Regions from separate parts of the Homo sapiens genome. Here region 1 is linked to region 2. Evidence: chromatin loops called from intact Hi-C (ENCODE). Cell type or tissue: heart left ventricle. All regions are shown on one strand. Each heading gives the region's core, and the rest is flanking DNA. Links, peaks and the distances in the headings are about the cores only.

Evidence for each region. Hi-C counts contacts between places; a loop is a spot of excess contacts. Peaks named below come from ENCODE experiments on the same cell type or tissue, not always from the same donor. Only the 100,000 strongest peaks of a DNase experiment are listed, where the experiment ranks them.
Region 1: it touches region 2 in a loop (2.1-fold over the local background); 9 of 110 quality-filtered maps call a loop at or near these places.

Annotation. Positions count from the first base shown.
Region 1 is chr6:137,103,148-137,106,072 of GRCh38, forward strand. No RefSeq gene overlaps it. Among named protein-coding and RNA genes, the nearest start is that of IL20RA, 60 kb to the left of the region's middle. In heart left ventricle, for the core only: no CTCF peak of the experiment used is centred there; no DNase peak of the experiment used is centred there; H3K27ac peaks cover 543 bases.
Region 2 is chr6:137,253,600-137,256,524 of GRCh38, forward strand. No RefSeq gene overlaps it. Among named protein-coding and RNA genes, the nearest start is that of IFNGR1, 36 kb to the left of the region's middle. In heart left ventricle, for the core only: no CTCF peak of the experiment used is centred there; no DNase peak of the experiment used is centred there.

The DNA of each region.
Region 1 (2,925 bases), core at 317-2,816, 150 kb before region 2:
CCAGAGCTTAGATGTTTATAGTAACTCTCCACTAAGAAATCCCCTGAGAACCCAGCCACCAAGAAGCCCCAGTTCCTCTAAAGAAAGACATGTCTCACTCTCAGAGAAGTTTCAGCTCTGCTTTTGGTGGTTAGTGCCTGCCCATTCTCAGGATGGTTCATGAAAGAGTCTTCTACTTAGTGCTGTGGAATAACCATCTGAAATTGTAAGCTGTGGGTAGATAGTACTGTGGTGTAATCACACATCTTCCTGTCACACTGGTGGGAAGGATCAAGGGTTCAGCATAGTTCAGCCATCCCTGTTATTCTCAAAACCAGTGTTCCCAAACTTCAGTCATTTGGCTATAATTTTCACAATGTTTCTAAATTCAAGTACAATATGTATTGTCGTTTTATCTAATATTTTTCACTTGCTCAACTTAAAAAAACTAAGAATATTTTCAAATTTTCAAAATAATTATGAAGATAGTACAGAGAGTTCTCATATATATACCCCACGCCTGGTTTCCCCTATTGTTAAAATCTTATATTAGTATAGTACATTTGTCATAAATAATGAACTAAATTAATTGATACATTATTGTTAACTAAAGTCCATGCTTTATTTAGTTTTTACTTAATGTCCTTTTTTTTCTTTTCTGTACCTGGATCCCATTTAGGGTACCACATTAAATTTATTCATCACATTGTATTTGGGTCCTATTCCAGACCTAACAAAAAGTGGACTGATGCAAAAGAATGACACTCTGGTTAAAGCTATTGCTGTGAGTATTAAAGCCCTTTGTCTCTGATCCAAGAGTCTCATGTCTTCTGCCAGCATCTAAGAAACACTGACAAGTCAATTAGTTAGTTTCCAGGTAGGGTAAAGGCTTAGATATCTTACAGTTCTTGAACTTTTTTGTTGCACAATTGAAGTATTCAAAAAGGGTAAAAAAAATCAAGTTTTTAAATATTTAAACTAATTCAATTAAAGTATAAAAGGCCACTTAAAAGTGATGGTTAAAAGTTGCCAGATTCATAAACAAAGTAATAAGGTTTATGAGTTGGACTTAAAAATTCAAGGAATAATGAGGAATTTAAATTTGTAATTTTAATAAATAAAGTATTAATTTAAGAAAATCACAGTATCCCCTTAGTAATTTTTCCTGTCTATAAAAGCCCCTATCAAGGATGCCACAAAACTCATCTAGATAAGCTTGGGTTGTCATATTGGAACTCATCATATAAATAAATTTACCCAAAATTGTTTATGACCATGAATGACAAAGCTTTACTGTGCTCAAGCACATTTGCATTTTAGAATAAGATAAACAGCTTTGTTCAAAGAATGAAAGTCTAATGGTGAAATTTTGCCGCCATTGCAGGGCTAGTGCCCCTCATGTCACATTATGAGGTTAGCTTCTTTTACAGATTCAAAGGATAAAACAAGGGCCCTCTACTTTGTCCCTGCTGAATTCTCGAGACCTAGAACAGGCACATAATTGATGCTTATTAAAGATGTACAAATTAATGATCAGATTTTAGCCAGGGCCAGATTTCAGTTTTAGAAACATCACTCTGGCTGTAATATGAAAGTTAGATGGAAGAGGTAACACTAGAGAGGAGACCAAGCAGGAAGTTGGTGGCAAACCCTGACAGTAGACACACGGCCATGGCTTCCAGGGTTTTGGACTAAAATCCTACCCTCTTCAGGAAATAACTAGTCTCATTCTGGAAAACATCTGTTGGCTTATTAGTGGTCTCTGAGGGAGGCTAAAAGCCTGACCCTGGGGTGCCCTGTGACCATGTGGCCCATACTTCTCATCATGAATGGGTCTTCTCTGGACCATTAAACCATGAAGCAGGAGGAGCATAGCAAGACTGGATCCAACCTTACAGCACAAATAAAACTGCAGGATGTCAAGGATCAATGGACAAGGTGACCTGTTCTGTGGACATGTGACCTACTCAGTTTCACACTCTGGCATTTTCTCAATGTGCTCGTGAGCAAATGTCTGTGCAGTAAGGTCAGGGGTCCCACATGGCTCAGAAGAATAGGCCTCCTCTCACTGAGGCTGACTTGGCTGCTGCAGGCCTGAGTGTCCCGTCAGTCAATGGCAGGAAGCAGCCCGTGAACATCTTGGAGGGGGCAGTGATTTGTCCTCAATGGGGGAGACACATCCAGATTTGGGTTTGCCTTCTGAGCCCATCATACTCATGTGACTTATTGAATGTCTTATTCACCAGGGTTTTTTACCAAAACACTGCTTCTGATTAAGAACTCAGTTGGCTTTGGGTCTGCTTACTTCCAGTCAGTACCTGGGCCACTGACCACTCTCAATGTTCTTTTCTGCACGTGGATATTCAGGCTGACCTATTTCCTGGCTTGTAGGTTTGACACACTTTTCTTTCCTGTTTGAATCGTAGGTACCTTGAAGCTATCTGAAAAAAAAAAAATTGGCTTGGGTAGAAAGGCAACACCCTGGATTTGTTCTTTGCCTGAGGCTTCCTCTCTGTGTGGCTGAGGAGTCTTAACAGGCCTTTGAGAAAGGGCGTGAGTACTGGTTTTATCACTTGCAGCTCTGGTTCAATTAAGTGCTATTATAAGCCTCTTTACGTATCAGTTGGCTTTTCAACCCTTAACAAGTCTCTTCTTTTTGGATGCTCTCTACTTTCTTCCAGCTCTGCTTGCAAACTTGTCAATTCTTGTCTTAGTTGATCACTTTTTTAAAAACCTGTTTATAGACAGCAAAGAGAAGCCAACACAGATTGACATTTGGATTCTTTCCAATAGCTTCATTTGAAGCAATAGGAGAAGCGATCTGCTTCTCCAGTTATTGTAGGTAATAGCTTTGCCAAATGTTTTTTGACAATAGAACAAGGGTGGTCAACATTTTAGCCTGAAATACCCACGTCCCCATCACCTGTGATTCTCTCATTGTACCAA
Region 2 (2,925 bases), core at 117-2,616:
TTGGTAGATTTCAAAACTTGAATCATTTAACTAATTTTTTGTATATAATGAAGAATGTAGCTTCAAAAATCTAATTTTATTTATCACTATTAGAAGCACATAGCCCTGTTTTTGTCATAGTTATTTAGAAAAGAGAAGATAAGGCCAGGTGCAGTGGCTCATACCTGTAATCCTGGCATTTTAGGAGGCCTAGGTGGGTGGATCGCTTGAGGTCAGCAGTTTGAAACCTGCCTGGCCAACATGGTGAAACCCCATCTTTACTAAAAATACAAAAATTAGCCGGGTGTGGTGGCATGCACCTGTAGTCCCAGCTACTTGAGAGGCTGAGGCATGAGAATCCCTTGAACCCGGGAGATGGAGGTTGCAGTGACCTGAGATCATGACACTGCATTCCAGCCTGGGTGACAGAGTGAGACTCCATCTAAAAAAAAAAAAAAAAAAAAAGGAAAGGAAAGAAAAGGATCTGCACATGAATGGGATCTCAGGACTATGGCCTATGTAGGTAAAATAAAGGTGAAAATTATTTCTCTTATTTGGTGTTGCAGGAGGTCAGGGACCCAGAACGGAGGGACCGGCTGGAGCTGTGGCAGAGGAACATAAATTGTGAAGATTTCATGGACATTTATCAGTTCCGAAAATTAATACTCATAATTTCTTATGCCTGTCTTACTTTAATCTCTTAATCCTGTTATCTTCGTAAGCTGAGAATATATGTCACCTCAGGACCACTATTGTACAAACTGATTGTAAAACATGTGTGTTTGAACAATATGAAATCAGTGCACCTTGAAAAAGAACAGAACAACAGCGATTTTAGGGAACAAGGGAAGACAACCATAAGATCTGACTGCCTGTGGGGTCTGGCAGAATAGAGCCATATTTTTCTTCTTGCAGAGAGCCTATAAATGGACGTGCAAGTAGGAGAGATATTGCTAAATTCTTTTCCTAGCAAGGAATATAGTATTAAGACCCTAGGAAAAGAATTGCATTCCTGGGGGGAGGTCTATAAACAGCCACTCTGGGAGTGTCTGTCCTATGTGGTTGAGGTTCTCTGCTCTTGAACCCTGTTTTCTGTTAAGATGTTTATCAAGACAATACATGCACAGCTGAACATAGACCCTCATCAGGAGTTTTTGATTTCGTCCTTTGCTTTGTGATCTTTGCTTTGCCCTTTGCCTTGTGATGTTTATTGGCCTTAGAAGCATATGATCTTTGTTCTCCCTTTTGCCCTTTGATGAAGCATGTGATCTTTGTGACCTACTCCCTGTTCGTACACCCCCTTCCCTTTTAAAGTCCTTAATAAAAACCTGCTGGTTTTGCGGCTCAGGTGGGCATCACGGACCTACCGATATGTGATGTCACCTCTGGTGGCCCAGCTGTAAAATTCCTCTCTTTGTACTCTTTCTCTTTATTTCTCAGACTGGCCGACACTTAGGGAAAATAAAAAGAACCTATGTTGAAATATTGGGGGTGGGGTTCCCCAATAATTCAGTTTTTCTAAAACTGCACTGAACTAAACTAAATTCTCCAGTGAGCATTCTCACAGCCTGTCATTTTCATGGGTTCACTTCCTACATTTTGTTCCTTAAATCTTAGTGACAATGCCTCTTAGAATGGAAGCTGAAACAAACAAAAATTGTTAGGTTGTAGATGTTAGTTCCCTGTTGATACTAATTCTTTTCTCTTCTTCAATTTCTTATTTGATGAGAAAAAGCCCTCTCACATTCTCAAGTTCAATGGTCTTTTCAGCAGAAGGGCACATGCTAGTAAATATAATTTTCTATCTGTGTGTGTCTGAGTTGGTGATAATAACACCTCACATCTGTGGAAGATAAATTATTACTCTCCTTGGAAAAACTCTGACAAAGATTAAGTTTTCTTGAGACTATTACATATTGTTTCACAATTTAAAAAAAAGTTATAAAACTTATCAAAGTATTAAAATAGTGCATTTCTGTTATAATAAAAATAGCTTCTGTATATATGGGTTTCTCATATATATAAATATATATGGGTTTCTCCTAACTCTTCAGGGTAGATATTATTATATTCAGAAATTGTGGATCAGAAAAAAAAAGTAAGTACTTGCCCAAGGTCGCACAGCTATAAAATGGCAGAGCTGGGATATAAGCTATGTCACAATTTGCTCTAAATTATACCATGCCAAGTCCCCTTCAAGCCTTAAATCCCTAAAACCTCATAAATATAGAACTCTCAGGGCTTCTGTAAAAGCCCTATGGTCTAACCTCTTAATTTTACAAACAAAGAAACTGAAACCCAGAGAAGTTAAGTGATTAACCAGGATCACACAGTAATTAGAACTTAGATCTTATGATCCTGGGCCACTGATTGTTTCTGCATGCAAATCTGAAATTTAAAATTTGAGAACTATGAATGAAAAATGTTTAAATGAAAGTTGAAAAACATCCCAACTTTGGATACAGTCTTAATGTAGGAATATTTGCCACCTAATATTGATACTGATATTGTGAAGAGTGGGAAGTGGCAATGGAGTGTGAAGAAGATGAAGGTCTTGACCTTCTTTCCTGAAGGTTGACCTGCTCTAGGAGAGGAAACCAATCATCCCTTCTTTCTTTCTTCATCCTGCGCCAGGACCATGGCATGTGCTGTTCCATCTGCCTGCTATGATTCCCTACCTCTCACTTGGTTAACCATCATTCTTCCTTCAGATCTCAGCTCAGAGCATCACTTCCTCAGGGAGATCTTCCTAGAATTCACTGGCTCCACTTACACTCTGGGCCTGCAGTGTGGAATGACTGCAGTTTCCTGGGTTAACCAGGACCCTGGATCATGGCTCAAGCTGACATCTGCTGGCAATGCCACCTTCCCCATTTATATTTGTGGAGCCACCTTTACTCCACCTTTTTCACCTGGCAGACACCAAATTATCCTTAAGACATAGTT